2 separate regions of the Mus musculus genome follow, and region 1 is linked to region 2. A link is a loop called in an ENCODE intact Hi-C map of the cell type or tissue named here. Cell type or tissue: gastrocnemius. All regions are shown on one strand.

Region 1 (8,000 bases), 150 kb before region 2:
GTAATGGGATTTAGGGCACATACCGACACATCTGATTCATTTTTTCCTATATCAACAGTCATCTTTGATTAAGGCCTAGACTTTATCTTAATTAGCTTGGCCTTAGAAATTTTTTCCGTTGCTGTGATAGAGTATCCTGCAAAAGCAACCTACAGAAAGAAGAGTATATTTTAGGCTCAGAGCTGGAAGGCACAATTGATTATGGCAAAGAAAGCAAGGGAGCAAGGGCTTAAAACAAGTGGTCAGATGTTCTCTATAAGAAGAAGGGGGTGACGAATACTTGTGTTCTTTGTAAGTGGGGGCACAGTAAAGAAACCAAGAAAAATCTGGGAGCAAAGTTTTTATTGTGGATGAGAGAGAAGGGTATGGGGGGCATTCTGGGGCATCTGGAAGAGTCCAGAGCTAAGGGAAATGGAAGCTAACTGGACATGGCCCAGAGGAAAGCAAGATTAGCAGAAGAGCATCAAGAGAGAATTTCAAGAATAGTGTGCGCATGAAGAAGTGGGGAGACTTGCTATCATATAGAGAACAAGGGGTATCCAGGAGGAGGGAATCCTGGAGATTACAGCAGTCTGGGAGCTAGTCTGGAGGAGTGGTAGTAGGCAGACAGGGAATAATCAGTGTGTAGATAATCAACAAGATAGCAAGCTTCTGGCCTTTCCCAAAAGTGTGACCTTTCTGGCTGACTTACCTGGGCATGTTCTAGGCAAAGCATGGATATGTCAAAGCTTGCACAGGGAGATACTATGGACCTACACCTCTCTTTTTAAACTGATCAATGCAAAAAGAGGGGAGAAGAAACCCCACCCAATATCACCAAAACACTCAACTACCAATCTTCCAGGGGAAAGCAGATTTCAGTTTCTATCTCCTTCCCACTTATGATCGGTATATCCACTTGTGAGTGTCTGTGTGCATTCATGCATGTGTGTGTGTGTGTGTGTGTGTATGTGTGCATGTGTTGCACACATACTTTACTATTAACAGAACTTGATTGCTTGCTGTTGCTGTGATTTTTTTTTTCTGTCTTTTAATTCTTTAATTGTTGGGAAAAACTGAACTCAGTCCATGACCCTGGATGGTAACATAAGCGGGTACCAATACCACTGCACTTGACTTGGAACTGTGCTGGTTTTGAAAAAGTGCCTTCTTTTGCAAAAGTGTGTATCTTATTTCTAAATGAGATATGAATGTCTTAAAGCTGCTATTTCCTAGACTAATGTAATAAGGCATAAATAAACTTTATTCTTAATAACATTCAGGTATAATTTTGTAGGACTTTGAATAAATGAATTCAAAGTATAGATGTGATGTTTATTTTTGAGGCTAATTTGTCTATTTTGTCTAAGTTTTTCTCCAGTACATTTACTTCAATGTTAATGTCTTAAGATTTCTATCATTAATTGATTATGAAAATTAAATGTATATACTTACAAAATCCCTATATGTGTGTATATATACATACATACATACAGCATGTATACGTATATATATTCTTAGTTGAGATATATACACATTATATTGTAAGTACATATTTTTATATTTTTGTATTTTGTTTATGTGTATGTGTGTTGCCTGCAGAAGCCAGAAGTGTTGGTCAGATTCCCTGGAGCTGGAGAGCAGGCAGCTGTGAGCTACTAGATTCGAGTACTGATAACAAACCTCAGATCCTCTGGAAGAACAAGCCCTCTTAACGGCTTACCCATGACTCCAGCCCAAGAAAACATAATCTTAGAATGTAGACTTGTAAAAAACTATTAAGAACTAGAGTATAGGGAAGGAAATGTCGGTGTTATATATATTACACTAATAATATAAGGGACAATTACAGATTGTAGTATCCTGGTGCGTGTAGGATCGTGGAACTATATCGCTCACAAATATGAGATATTTGCGCCAAACATCGTACTGAACAGTTATCTAAGTAGAAAGGTGTTTACAGTAAAAAGATGAAATAGTGCTGGATTTTGGTTGTTTGGTTTTGTTTGTTTTTGCCTTTGTTTTTCTTTTTGGATGGAAGACTTCCCAAACACAAGAAATGGTTTTATATTTCTATTTGTGAGTAGGCTTTGAGGAATAAAAGAAGAAACCGTTTCCTGGTAAGGGAGCAAGTCATATAAGCTAAACACCTCAATTTGTCACACTGACAGCGCTAGCCTCTCTACCTCACTTCTCACAAGTGGCAGCCACTGAGTAAAGACTGGAGTGGAAGCAACCAGATGGTTTACAGCTCAGGAAGTGGGGCACCAGGCTCCCCAGCAGTAGTCACCCCACACCCTATCACGTCCAGGGTTTGGAGTCTAAGGAAGACACTCGGGCCAAAGGAAAATCCAGCCGACCCACCTGACACCAGACTGGAGAACTCCGGAGGGATTTTCCCCGGAGGAAATCTTTTCCAAGCCTCAGCGATGTCCACCCGGCTTGTGGGGGGAGGGAGGCCTCTGAGACACGCCCATGATCTGCAGAGGGAGGAGCCGGCAGAGGGAGGAGCCCGCAGAGAGGGGAGCTTGCAGAGGGAGGAGCCGGCAGAGGGAGGAGCCCGCAAAGATGGGAGATTACAGAGGGAGGGGCCGGCGGAAGGAGGAGCCAGAGGACAGAAGAGCGGGCGGAGGAGGAGCCGGCGGAGGGAGGAGCTGGGGGAGGGCGGAGCCGACGGAGGGAGGAGCTGGCAGAAGGAGGAGCCGGCGGAGGGCGGAGCCGGCGGAGGGAGGAGCTGGCAGAGGGAGGAGCCGGCGGAGGGAGGAGCTGGCAGAGGGAGGAGCTCACAGAGAGAGGAGATTGCAGAGGGAGGAGCCGGCAGAGGGAGGAGACCGCGGAGGGAGGAGCCGGCGGAGGGAGGAGCCGGCGGAGGGAGGAGCCGGCGGAGGGAGGAGCCGGCGGAGGGAGAAGCCAGGGGTAGGAGGCAGGGGCTGAGGAGTTGGTGAAGGTAGGAGCCCGCCCAGGGAGGGCCGGCGGAGGGAGGAGCCCGCCGAGTCCAGGAGGAGGGAGGAGGACGGTCCACCCCGGCGCGGCCGCAGACCCGACGGGCTCCCTGGCACAGCTGACCGGGCCGGAACTGCAGCGGCCACGCGGGAATGGGCCGCCCCGGGACCTAGCGCCGCGGCCAGGGTCGGGCGGAGCCGCCGCGCAGCCGGAGCCATGAACGGGGACGCCATCTGCAGCGCGCTACCCCCCATCCCGTACCACAAGCTCGCCGACCTGCACTACCTCAGCCGGGGCGCCTCTGGCACGGTCTCGTCGGCACGACACGCAGACTGGCGCGTGCGGGTGGCAGTGAAGCACCTACACATCCACACGCCGCTGCTCGACAGGTAGGGCGCCGGCGCGGGGCCCCACACAGACGCGGGCTGGGTGGTCCACAGACCGGCCGCACTATGGCGATGCGCCGGCTCCGCCGCGGCGAGTCCTTAAGTCCTTGGGCTAACCTGATCCAAGGGAGAAACCATCCTGGACGTGCGTCAGACTTTGCAACTCGCCCTGCCTCTCCTCCCACCCGAGGTGTTCCCACTCTCCAAAAACCTGCAATCACGGCCACCTCTAAAACCCTGTTTATTGAACCCGACGTGTGTTGGTACAGTGCTTGTGGGCTTTGCTTTGTTTTAGCTAGCTGTTAGCGGTAAGAGCTGTGGAACTCTAAAAACTGCTCTTGGAAATGAAGTACGCAGTGACTGCAAAATACACACCGGAGTTTGAGCATTTAGCACTAAAAAGAAAAATAATAATACTATACCGGTGTTTTTATATTGATTAAACGTCAAAATATTTTTCTAGGGTTTTATGTGTGTTTCACTCCTGCTCCTGAGCCTGCATATTATGGCTTGGTTTGGTTTGATTTGGTTGGTTTTGTTTTCTTTGTGGTTTATTACGTGCCCTCATGAAGTTCAGTTATCAAATTCTACATTACCAGTTGTTATTCGAGCTCTTGCCTTGGAAGTCCCCAAAGGAAGTGTGCAATGTTTTTTGTAACAGTAAAATGAATCAAAAGCTATTAAATGGTCAAAATTTGTGAAGAATAAAAGTTTTGACCATCCCTTGCCCTGGTATTATTTGTGTCCAGCTCCCACATATTCAGAAGAAAGAAAAAAAAAAAGCGTTGGTTTCTGTTTCTAGGAAAACATTACAACTAAATACCATAGATCTGTGGCTGTATGTGTTAGTCAATGGATCTAGTCAGAACTCTTGTGTGTTTCACTTCCATCAGAAATTGAACTAGACCTTCATTCAGTTCTTAGTGCACTTGCTAACCTTGGTGGCTACAGGCCTCTTCTCCTGCTGGATCTAGTGTGAAAATACAGAGATCATAGCGGCCCTATTGGTCAGAGGCTGTTAACCCTGGGTATCAGGTCAGATACAGCATCAGATAACTAACTCTCTTGCTTCAGCCCTGGTAGAATGTTGGACTTTCATCTGCCTGGAGGCGCCCTCCCTCCCTCCAAGGGCTAGATCACAGTGTATGTGGAGCCAGTGCTGTGTGTGTGTGTGTGTGTGTGTGTGTGTGTGTGTGTGTGTGTTCACGTGTTCGAGCACGTGCGCCTAAGTAGTCAACTTTAAAGGGAGGTTGGTTAGTACCAAGCAAACGAATGGTCTATGGAAATGTAGCACTAATAGACCACTAGGTAGACTAAAGCTAGTTGCTTTCTCACTTTTGATTCTGCTTTTCAAAGCTTCGTTTGTGCCATTTGTAGGCCAAGGGAAAAAGATGGACAGGATGGTATTGCTTTCCCATATTCACCAACCACTTATGGTATAATTTCCTTGCATTGGATAGGGCATTGTCTTTATAAAACCAGCACAATCCCCTACCTTACTGCATTGCATTCTTTTATCTTGCTGTCTAAGATCTTACCATGAGCACAGGCCTAGGCTTATGCAACTGACTCTGAGGGTGTCTTACTTCCTCACCTGTTAAATATGAATAATAAACACTGTATGTATATTTGTTGTGCTCTGGTGTGGATAATGTACCCATTGTTCTTTAAGATTACCTGAAAAGAAAATAAGTCTAGGTGACGTTGCATATTATTTTAATAATTAGTGAGTCACTCTCCATTGCCAGTGAGTGGGACTTCCATAGCAGTCTTCCAGCCTTAATGGACTGATGACTCTGATTGGTTGTTCAAGTACCCTAGAGATGGAGAGCTGTTTCCTATTGACATTTTGAGTTAGGCCATTTTCATGATACAATTATTGAAGCTGTATTTTGCATTTTAAGTTTCTAAAAATCTTTTGCTTTTGTTTTCCCCCTCAATCTTGTTGAATTCTAACCTCACAAACTATCTGATTTGCTTTTCTCATCAAACAATAGAATAGAAAAGCACAGATGTTAGAGTACCAGGGCTACAATTTAAATCTGACTTAAACCCTGTCACTTTGTATTGTTGTCACCAAAGGATCATTCATTTTTTTCTGACTGTAGATGCTCCAATATGTAAACCAGAGAGAATGAAACAAGCTTTAGAGAGTTGATTCAAGGGTTGGACTGTATATAAAATGGCTGGCAGGGAGGAGGAATACATCATACCTTTCTATGTTTGTATGTACATGCATGTGTTTGTATTAGCATACACACATAGGAGATCCATGTGCTGCTGACCCACATGCATGATGGGTAGGCCAGAGGTCAACTTCAGGTATTGTTCCTCAGGACCATTAAGAGAGAGAGAGAGAGAGAGAGAGAGAGAGAGAGAGAGAGAGAGAGAGAGAGAGAGAGGAGAAGAGAGTATCTTTAATGTTTTGGAGTGTGTATTGTTGCCAGCTTTTTTATATCTATTCTTAGGAATTAAACTCATATTCTCCTGCTTGTATGACAATCACTTTACTAATGTATTCTCTGCTAATACTTTATTTCATACTTTGGACAGAAGGAGGGAAGGCTATCTTATATGTATGTGTCACTGGAACTTCCACACTGTGTCCTCTCATCTCAAGTGTCCAGGGATCTTTGGGTTCATCCTGTAAGGTACTACACAGGAACTGTCTTGTTGACCCATATCTCTTGGGGCAAATACAGAGCTTGAGAAATTGAAGTTTAATTAAATAGGCTTCACAGACTGATATAACTGGTTTCCTTTCAGTCAAGGTAAGGAACAGAGAATAGAGAAACTTTGCTTTATGGTGTCTTGTGCCTCTTGAATTTAAAAGCATAAAATATTTTGCCTACTCAAAGACTTCATAACTTCTTACTATGGTTGGGTGTGCGTCCGTGTGTCTCTCTGCTCGTGTGCTTTAAGTAGTCTGGTCAGGAATGTCTGTCTGTATGCTTATTTCAACAGCCACTCGTCCAGAGCTCAGGTTTCTTAAGAACCAACTAATCATCCTTGCTTACCCAATAGACTTCTCCTGGAAGCCTTTCTATTTATGTCAGCGCTGCCAACACCCATGCATCTGGGGAAATGATGATGGCGTCAGATCAGCTCTCCCCCATTGCTTTTGTTCACTTGAGTCCCTTGTAGCCAGTGCATCCTGACGTCTACCACTCTTTTCAGCCAGTGTTTTCTTGTCTTTCCACTACTTTATCAGGCTTCCCTTGCTTTGTATCTGGACTATTGTTACAGTCTTCATAGTTGTTCCCCTTTCTCTTAATCCCATATCCTGTTTCCAAGATAATTATCTTTAAACCTCCTTTTACTGATTTCTTTTCTCTTGCTCAAAACCTTCCATTGCACTTGACTGTCAGACAAAGTTTTGGGCCTCTTAGGATCCCAACACGTCATTTATGCCACCCCCTCTGTCGTGCACTCTTTCCTATCTTAGCTCTCATTAAACAGTCACAGTCTTACTTTCACTTCCTGAATTCATTTGACACATGGCTGGTGGACATGCACTGTGTTGCTGCATATAAGGCATTGTTTATGTCCTGGGAATGGATACACTCATGGGCAAAAGAGAAGCAAGGTCTTATCTTTTGTGCAGTTACTTTCTGGATCTTCTCTCTGATGTTGAAATTCTAGCCATACTTCAAATTCCACTGAAAGTCTGTCTCTTTGAAGACGGTGGTGACATTACCATGCTCAAAATTCTCTCTCCTCTGAATGTCCCATAGTTTGCTTTTCTTATTTCCTGTGTGTGTGTTTGTGTGTGTGTGTGTGTGTGTGTGTGTGTGTGTGTGTAAGTATACATATGTAAAATATACGGTAATTATCACATTATTCCTTGTAGTATTTATTTATTTATTTATTTTTCTTATCTGAATTATGGGCCTTTAAAGGCAAAGATGCCATTTTATCTTTGTTATGCTGTAAAATGCTGTCCATAGCTCTATTTGATAGTCTTTTATTCATGACCATGTGATATGCCAGGGGTTGGGCTGTGAGTGCTTACCTGTTTGCTATTATTTTACCAAGTTTGGTGTGTAAGTTCTACATATTCCTGACTTTGATGTAGCTTATCATGATGCAGATCATAATCTAAGGCAGGGGTTCTCAATCTCTGGGTCATGACCCCTTTAAAGGGGAGGGGGTCAAGTGTCACCTAAGATGGGTTGGAAAACAGATACTTATATTACCATTCATTACAGTAACAACATTACTGTAACAAAATAGCAACGAAAGTAATTTTATGGTCGGGGGCCACCACAACATGAGGAACTGTATTAAAGCATTAGGAAGGTTGAAAACCACTGATCTAAGCAATCACATCTACAGTATTAGAATGTTTTAGAATTCATGTTTGGAAAACTTTTATATGGTATTTAATGATGTTTCTTTTAGTATAAAATAATCTCAATAGTTGAATTAGTTCAAGCATAAGTCATTCTAACATAGGTGGATTTTTGGAGCTTCCTCTAGTGCTGTTCCTGCTCTTTCCTAGAAAAAGCACAATAAGAACCCGTATGCTACACTTTTACCGTTAGTGGAAAGTATAGTCACAGCCATGTGTAGCTCTCTTCCCACCAGTGGCTTAGAGAAGTTATTTTGGCTGATCTCTAAACAGACCAGTAGAATACATAGCGTGGATGGTCAAACTAAGAGACACAGAAGTTAGCAACTCACATAAAGCTA
Region 2 (8,000 bases):
TCTTCTTCTCCTCCTCCTTCCTCCTCCTCTTCCTCCTCCTCTTCTTCTTCTCCTCCTCCTCCCCCCTCTTCCTCCTCCTCCTTCTATATCTGGCATTAGTTATCTATACTGTGGGTTCTCCCTTCTACCCTTCAATACCCCTTTTCTACCCATTCAACCCCCTAACACCACATAGGGGAGGAAAAAAGACAGAGGGGAAAGAGAGAGATGTTACCATTAAAAAACTTCCTGCTGTTTAGGATTGTCAAGTTCCTTGCTGGGGACTGGATAGCTAATTTCTTGTTGTTTTTTCTTTGCGCATGACTACTTAATAAACTGAGAAACCGTGACCAACAGCAATCAACAGCAACCACCCAACAACCCACCACCACCAGCAGCAACCCCATTGAGGCTCTCACATTTATACACCATCTGAAAAGTCCCCAGAATCCAAACATCACATACTTGCAGAATATCTGTGGCTGACAATCATGCCCCTATTAGAGCAAGAGGCAAATCATAGTCCACTGCTGTGGACAATCTAAAGCAACCCCATATCTCACACATGGAATTAAAATGAAAACATATTCTTATAGTACTTCTGTGTTTTTCAAAGAAACCAAAATTCTCACAACTCCTTTATCCTCTTCCTTCTGTTTTGTCTGTTGTTTTTCAAGGCAGGGACTCTCTATATAGTCCTGGAACTCCCTGTATAGACCAGGCTGGCCTTGAACTCTGAGACCTGCCTGCCTCTGCCTCCCGAGTGCTGGGATTAAAGGTGTGCTCCACCACCCCCTGCTACTCCTACTCTTTCTTATTATGCATTTCTTCCAACATCTTCTATTCTCATTTTCTAAAATTTATTTTAAAAATTTTGTCACATGAGGTGCCTCAATTTTTGTTTTTTCTCTAATCTTATAATACTGCAAATGATGCCCACATATTGAGTTTATAAGCTATAAAACATGTAAGACATGTAAAACATGTCTCTTCTAAATTGGCTCATTCCTTCCATTTCGTTCAAGACACAGCCAACTTTAGCCCTGTTGAGTTAACTTGGGTGTTACCTGTGTAGTTTACCACAAGCCAAATTCTGCTATGTAACACTGAACAAAGAAACAAAGTTCTGACCTCCTAAACCAACTTTGTAGCAGAGAAAACAAAAAACACATTAAAATCCTGCATGTCAGACATAGCTGTAGCCTGAGTGCAGGTGCAGCTTTCTAAGTAGGCACACAGCTTTCTGTTCAGACAGCGATGGAATCTTACTGTGTGGCTTGGTAGTTTTTCTGAATCTCACCCCTCATTAGGCTTCTTTTGCTCTCTTATTCTAACCCTTATAAAATATGATGTATGAAGTTATTTTGATCTTTTTCTGTAAATTCTCTGCAGCTGAACTGGATTGTTGTACTATTAACAAAAACTTTAAAAGGTTTACTTAAGAGGGAAGCCTCTTTGTTAGATTTCTGTCCCTTAAACAAACCTGAAGTTTTGTTCACCTGAAGTCTTTTTTTTTCAAATTTTTATTAGATATTTTCTTCATTTACATTTCAAATGCTATTCTGAAAGTTCCCTATACCCTCCCCTCGCCCTGCTCCCCTACCCACCCACTCCCACTTCTTGGCCCTGGCGTTCCCCTGTACTGGGGCATATAAAGTTTGCAAGACCAAGGGACCTCTCTTCCCAATGACAGCCGACTAGGCCATCTTCTGCTACATATGCAGCTAGAGACACGAGCTCTGGGGATACTGGCTAGTTCATATTCACCTGAAGTCTTTAATAGAGCTTCCACCCCCAGTTTTGTATGTGATCATTGAAGTGACCACACAGTACTTCCTGTCTAGGGCCAAAACTGAAGAGAATTTTAGCTTCATCAGAGATAGGCACAGCTGCTTATGGAACCAAAAGAGCAATGATCTTGATGATTAAAAAATCTGAAAGGGTTTCTACCTTCAAACTATAAAATAATACCATTTCTAGACTCTCCTCTGGAATGTTCTGAGTATTATATGACCAAATTATTGGCTTTTATAGCATGATCATTACTAGGTTTGCCCAGATGATATAAAATGCAACTGTTTGTTTTGAATGATTAAAAAACTTGTTTGTAGAAAATGGGAAAATACACTATCTTGGCTCAGGCTGCTGTACTGCCAGACTACAGATCAGAAAGCTTAAACACTAGGAATTTGTTTTCTTACAGCTCTGACACATTCAAACCATTAGGGGCTGGAGAGAGAGCTCAACTATTAAGAACATAATTGCTTTGCAGAAAGCCAGAGTTGGGTTCCAGGAACAGAGACTGGGGAGCTCCCAACTGCCTCTAACTTCTGTTCCAGGATTCTTCTATAACCTCTGTGGTTTCTGTATGTATCTGCACTCACACACTCATTTCTGCCCCATAACCTCTGTGGTTTCTGTATGTATCTGCACTCATGTACTCATTTCTGCCCCTCACACCCGGTACACGAGAGACCAAAAATAATTGTTCAAAATACATTAAATACAAACCAATGTAAATTTGAAATCTGGTGTTTTTGTTCTGCAACCATTGAAAAAACAATATAAATGAAAAAATTCCCTACAAATTAAAACAAAGACCTAATGGGAAAAGATGTATAAAGGGATAGTGGTATAAATATTAGAAAAAGCATAGTCTTATACATCACATTGCAAAAAACCACAGCTTTCCTCTTAGACAGAATAAGAAGACATTATTCTGGAGCCATTTTTAGTGGCTATAGGCCAGGAACAATTTTAACTACCCCAAATTCCATGTTCCAACTGGAAGCAGTTCTGTGAAGTTTCACAGAACAAGAAATCAAGGTAAGTGTAAAATCCATTGTTATAGTTTATTAAAGCACGCCAGAGAGACAGGTACAGCAAGATGAGGGAAGTGTTACTATAGTCTCAGGGTGTTATCTTATTGCATTCTTAGCTTTTGGTTGGTGGAAGCTAGTGGCCTGTTTAGTCAATAGATTCCAAAAAGTTTTTAATCTTCTAGTCACAAGACGTTAGTTCACACATAGAGTTGGACAAATAGCTAGTGTTCTGCAGTGCTAGATCTAGCCTAGATAAGGTAATTAGCCTCTGGATGGACCTGCAGCAATCCAAGCTTCCCACTATAATGCAGTTCTAGTCAATGTCTCGGCAGACGCAGCTTCTTCTTCCCTTTCTCCTTCACAACTGTTAACACATTAAACGTAAAATGAGCTCATACTGCCATTATTTTCAAAGAGGAGAAAAACAATTTTTAAAATCCGGTGAATACACCTTTTAGATATGGAATCCTGGAGGCACGCTGAGTTCTTTCTTTTTGAGACAGGGTCTCTCTACAAAGTCCTGGCTGTCCTATGTAGATCAAACTAGACTTGAACTCATGGAGATCCACCTGCCTCTGCTTTCCCAGGGCTGAAATTAAGGCATGGGCCAATGTTCTGCCAGGATGAGTTCTTTTAAAAAATGCAGACTCCAACCAACATTCTTAAAGAGAATTTCTTTTAAAGACATAAACATACAAGTGTTTTAACTGCTCCCCTCCGCCCCCCAATAACGGAGATGGGTGAAGGCGTTGTCGGAGCAGATTAATTAATTAATTAAGGTGATTAATCGCTCTGACAGTGTCCACCCTCACCTTTTAACTTTGGATAAATACCAAGTTGGATGCACTCCCTGTGCTGACTCAAAGACACCTGGAGAGACTCAAAACATCTTTTCTGGCCCAGCCCCTTTCCCCACTAGTCTCTGCATGGCTGAGTGAGGCCTTGCCCAGTCCGGGGAATGGTGGAGCGGCGCTCTTTAAGAAGGGAGGCTGAACATGGCCAGGGGGAGCGCCAGGCGAGCGGCCGGAGCACCTAAGGTTTGTGGGAGTCTTTGGGTGGCCGCGATGCGGGGGCCGAGGCCAGATGCACCCGAGACAGTGCGAGGACGTGAGCTCAGGTAGGTTCTCGCGGCCGGACTTCCCTGAGACCCGCAGGCCTGAGGTAGAAGCCTCCCCTCTTCTGCTCCGCAATCCCAAGAGCGGGCACCGAGAACGCACCCCGAGCCCCGAGCCTAGGCCTCGTGAGGACCCGGACCGCAGCGCCGCGGCCCTGCGCATCCCTCTCCGTGGACCCGCCCCTCGCCGCGACTCCACCAATCGGCGGCCTCGTCCACGCGCCGCACCTGGTGGGCGGAGCCGCGCGTCGCCGTCGCAGCGCCCGGTCCCGCCCCCAGCGCGGCGCTCATCACTCGCTGCGCCGCCCTGCCGCCGGCGGGGAGGAGCGGAAGCCGCTGGCCGGGGACAGACTCCCGCGCCTGTGAGCCGCGGTGCAGGCAGAGCGCGCGCCGGGACCAGCCCGCGGTCGGCCCTCCCGGAGGACGGCAGCCGCTCTCCATGCCTGTGTGGTGCTGCCGCTGCTCCCTGGCCGGTCATTTCAGGTGACTTTCCCCCCGGGATGGGTCGGAGCTGGCTCTGCAGCGTGTGCTCCTCGGCCGCCGCCCGCTGGGCCGGCGCTGCTCGGAGCTCCGTGGACCCCGCTCTTTTCTTGTCCCCTCTTCTTGTTCCTGGACCGCGCGGGTCACAGGACGGCGAGAGTGGCTAGGCCGGCGGTGAGTCGGTTACATGTAAATGGTAAATTTGAAAATCTGTGAAGAGCCTCCTTTGAATTTTTGATCTTTTAAAAATCTAATAACATAAGTTACTGGCTTGAAGGGAAGTGGAGAAGAATGTGTCATGTAGTGACAGTGGGTCGTGACTTACTAAGGTATGAGTGATGTAAAGCCATGTTAGAATGGAGAAATTTAGGAAGTGGCAGTTTTATACTCAAATTATGATGAAAGTTTCTTACGGTGAGAAAAACAATAGTTTCAAAGATGAATGAACGTATGTTCTAGATTCAGAACAATTGACCAACACTTCGGGGAATTACAGAATAAGATCAAAAGTACAAGAAACTGGATGGGATGAAATGTTACGTTTAGTAAGGACTCTGGGAACTGGCTTTACATGTGTGAATGTTACAGAATAAACTGATAAAGACTTGTTTAATAGAGGCTCATAGAATTTAGGTGAAACATTAACTTGGGTGGAAAGGATATTAATATCATTTCTAAAAATACTAACATTGCTTTCTTTACTAATGTGAGCCACAAGTCACAGTATTTGTGACTGTCATCAATACAAATCACAGAGCTTATTTTATGTGATATAGATAAATGTCGTGTGTATTTAATAACCTTCACAGAAGAGGTTAAAAAAGAATGTGAGGTGCAGAGAAATCAGACTCCTGCTGTAATAGCAACGACCTAGGTCTGCCCAACCTCCTGAGTTTGTAAGGAGACTTTAAATTCTAGATCTAGAAAAGTTTTATGCCAAAGACTGCTGGATTCTATGTTCTAGACAGATTGTTGTGTATGTACACATCGTCCACTTTGAGTATTGTAAAAAGCAGGCTGGAGTGAAAATTTGAAGCCTCTTGGGGAGCTACATTTCTTTTAGAAAATAACCCTCTGAAAGTCTCCTGACACCTTTGGGGTACTGTTGAGCGGTAAGGGGAGAGCTTGGAATTCTTACTCTGAGGCTATGTGGTAAATACCATCCATCCTCTTATCTCTGTGCAGAGAAATTTAGGGGAGGGAGTGAAAAGTGTTTGCTACAGTTTAGTGTTGGGAGAGAAGAAACCGTGTTTGCTACATTATTATAGTTAAATGTATCATTAGAGACCTTTTAAGAGTCAAGCTATAAGAAGTACTGCTTCCTTGTCTTCCCCCATTCATTCAGCAGCCTCAAGTAGCATCCATGTGTGAGTGCATCTCCATAAATGTTGGCCAGGCTGATGTCCAGATGGGAAATGCCTACTGGCAGCTCTACTGCTAGGAAAATGGCATCTAACCTGATGGCCACATGCCAAGTGACATGATCATTGGGGAAGAGATGACTCTTTGAGGATCTCCTTCAGTGAGACAGGCACTAGCAAGCATGTGCCCTGGGCAGTGATCGTAGACCTGGAATGCATAGCTATTGATGAATTGCGCACTGGTACCTACTGCCAGCTTTTCTACCCTGAGCAGCTCAGCTCATCACAGGCAAGGAAGATGCTGCCTATAACTGTGCCCCTGGCAACTACACCATTGGCAAGGATATCATTAACCTTGTCTTGACAGGACTCTCAAACTGGCTGACCAGTGTACAGAGCTTCAGGGTTTCTCCTTTTTCCATGGCTTTGGCAGGGGATCAGGCTGTGAATTCATCTCCCTGCTGATGGAGTGGCTCTCTATTGGTTATGAAAAGAAGTTGAAGCTGGAGTTCTACATTACTCAACCCCCCAAAGTTTCCACTGCTGTAGTTGAGCCCTACAATTCCATCCTCACCATCCATACCACCCTGGATGGAGCACTCTGATTGTACCTTCGTGGTAGATAATGGGGCCATCTGTGACATCTGTTATAGAAATCTCAACATTGAACACCCAATTTACACTAACTTAAATAGGATGATAGGTCAGACTGTCTTCTGTCACTGCTTCCCTCAGATTTGATGGGACCTTGAATGTTGACCTGACAGAATCCCAGACCAATCTTGTGCCCTGTCCTAGAATCTACGTCCTCTGGCCACTATGCTCCTGCCATTTTTGCTTAGAAAGCCTACTACGAGGAACTTTATAGCAGAGATGACCAATGTCTGCTTTTAGTCAGCCAACTAGATAGTGATCCGTTGGCGTCGTAAATACATGGCCTACTGTACGGCAGAGATGTGGCTCCCAAAGATGTCAGTGCTGCCATTACCATTAAGACCAAGTGTACCATCCAGTTTGTGGACTTGTGCCCCACTCACTTTTAAGATTGGCATTAGTTACCAGCCTCCCACAGTGTATCTGGCCAACAGAGCTGTGTGTATGCTTAGCAACACCACAACCATTGCTGAGGCCTGGGCTTGCCTAGATCACAAGTTTGATCTTGCGAATGCAGAGCATGCCTTCATGTAGTGTTATGTTGGTGAGGGCATGGAGGAGGGGGAGTTCTCAGAGGCCCATGGGGATATGGCTGCCCTAGAGAAGGATTATGAGGAAATTGGTGTGGATTCTGTTGAGGAGAGAGGGTGAGGAAGAAGCTGAATACTAAATTAAATTTCACAAAGGTGCAACTTTTACAAGGAAGTTTATTCTGCTTCAACTCAGAACGTTGTAGTCTGGGCATACAGTTACTGACTTTAAACATGAATAATTTGTCATAGATACAAGCTGTCCATTTCACTGATGGGCTTTAAATAAAATATTCCATCTTAAAAACAAAGCAAAACAAAACAAATAGAAATCTAATAGTACTAGTTGCTATTAAGGCAGATTTTTGGTTTTGTTTTGTTTTAAGAGCTAGGAAAGGTTGGTGTCTCTTAACAACTTTGTACTATTCTGTGGTAGTGTATTGTATACTTAATGTAACTTTGTACTGTCCTAGGGTAGAGCATTAGATAGTGTAGTGTTGTACTATCCTGGGTAGTGTATTGTATGGTCAATGTAACTTTGTACTATCCTGGGTAGTGTATTTGGTACTTAGTGTAACTTTGTACTAGCTGGGGTAGTGTATTAAGTTCTCTAAATGAACAGAACTGATGGAATGGTTATTAAAGGAATGTAGTAGATTGGCTTACATGGTCCAGGTAGTTCAACAAAGGCTGCTTCAGGCTGGATAAGTGGCGAATCTGATAGTTGTTTAGTCCATAGACTATGGAGCTGGATATCTCAGCACTCCCAGGCTGGGACTGGATTCCTGAAAGATTCTGGAGAGCTGCTGCTGCTGTCTATGGTGAACACCCTGAAGGGGCTGGTTCTTTTATTTCATTTTATTTTATTTTTAAAGATTCATTTATTTATTATATGAAAGTACACTGTAGCTGTCTTCAGACACCCCAGAAGAGGGCATCTGATCTCATTATGGATGATTGTGAGCCATCATGTGGTTTCTGGGATTTGAACTTGGGACCTTTGGAAGAGCAGTCAGTGCTCTTAACCGCTGAGCCATCTCTCCAGCCGGAAGAAGCTGGT

What was found. Hi-C counts contacts between places; a loop is a spot of excess contacts. Peaks named below come from ENCODE experiments on the same cell type or tissue, not always from the same donor. Only the 100,000 strongest peaks of a DNase experiment are listed, where the experiment ranks them.
Region 1: it touches region 2 in a loop (6-fold over the local background); 20 of 42 quality-filtered maps call a loop at or near these places.

What each region holds. Positions count from the first base shown.
Region 1 is chr4:16,158,535-16,166,534 of GRCm38, reverse strand. It overlaps Ripk2 (receptor (TNFRSF)-interacting serine-threonine kinase 2), which reads left to right and starts at 2,892. Exons shown (of 11, transcript NM_138952.4): 1 at 2,892-3,311. The coding sequence starts at 3,139. A530072M11Rik (RIKEN cDNA gene A530072M11) reads right to left here and starts at 2,425. Exons shown (of 7, transcript NR_045765.2): 1 at 2,344-2,425. In gastrocnemius, no CTCF peak of the experiment used is centred here; DNase peaks (open chromatin) are centred at 2,646, 2,889 and 4,445; H3K4me3 peaks cover 2,424 bases; H3K27ac peaks cover 2,166 bases.
Region 2 is chr4:16,010,085-16,018,084 of GRCm38, reverse strand. It overlaps Osgin2 (oxidative stress induced growth inhibitor family member 2), which reads left to right and starts at 4,197. Exons shown (of 6, transcript NM_145950.5): 1 at 4,197-4,398. The coding sequence starts at 4,355. In gastrocnemius, a CTCF peak has its summit at 4,231; DNase peaks (open chromatin) are centred at 4,137, 5,870 and 6,811; H3K4me3 peaks cover 1,931 bases; H3K27ac peaks cover 1,525 bases.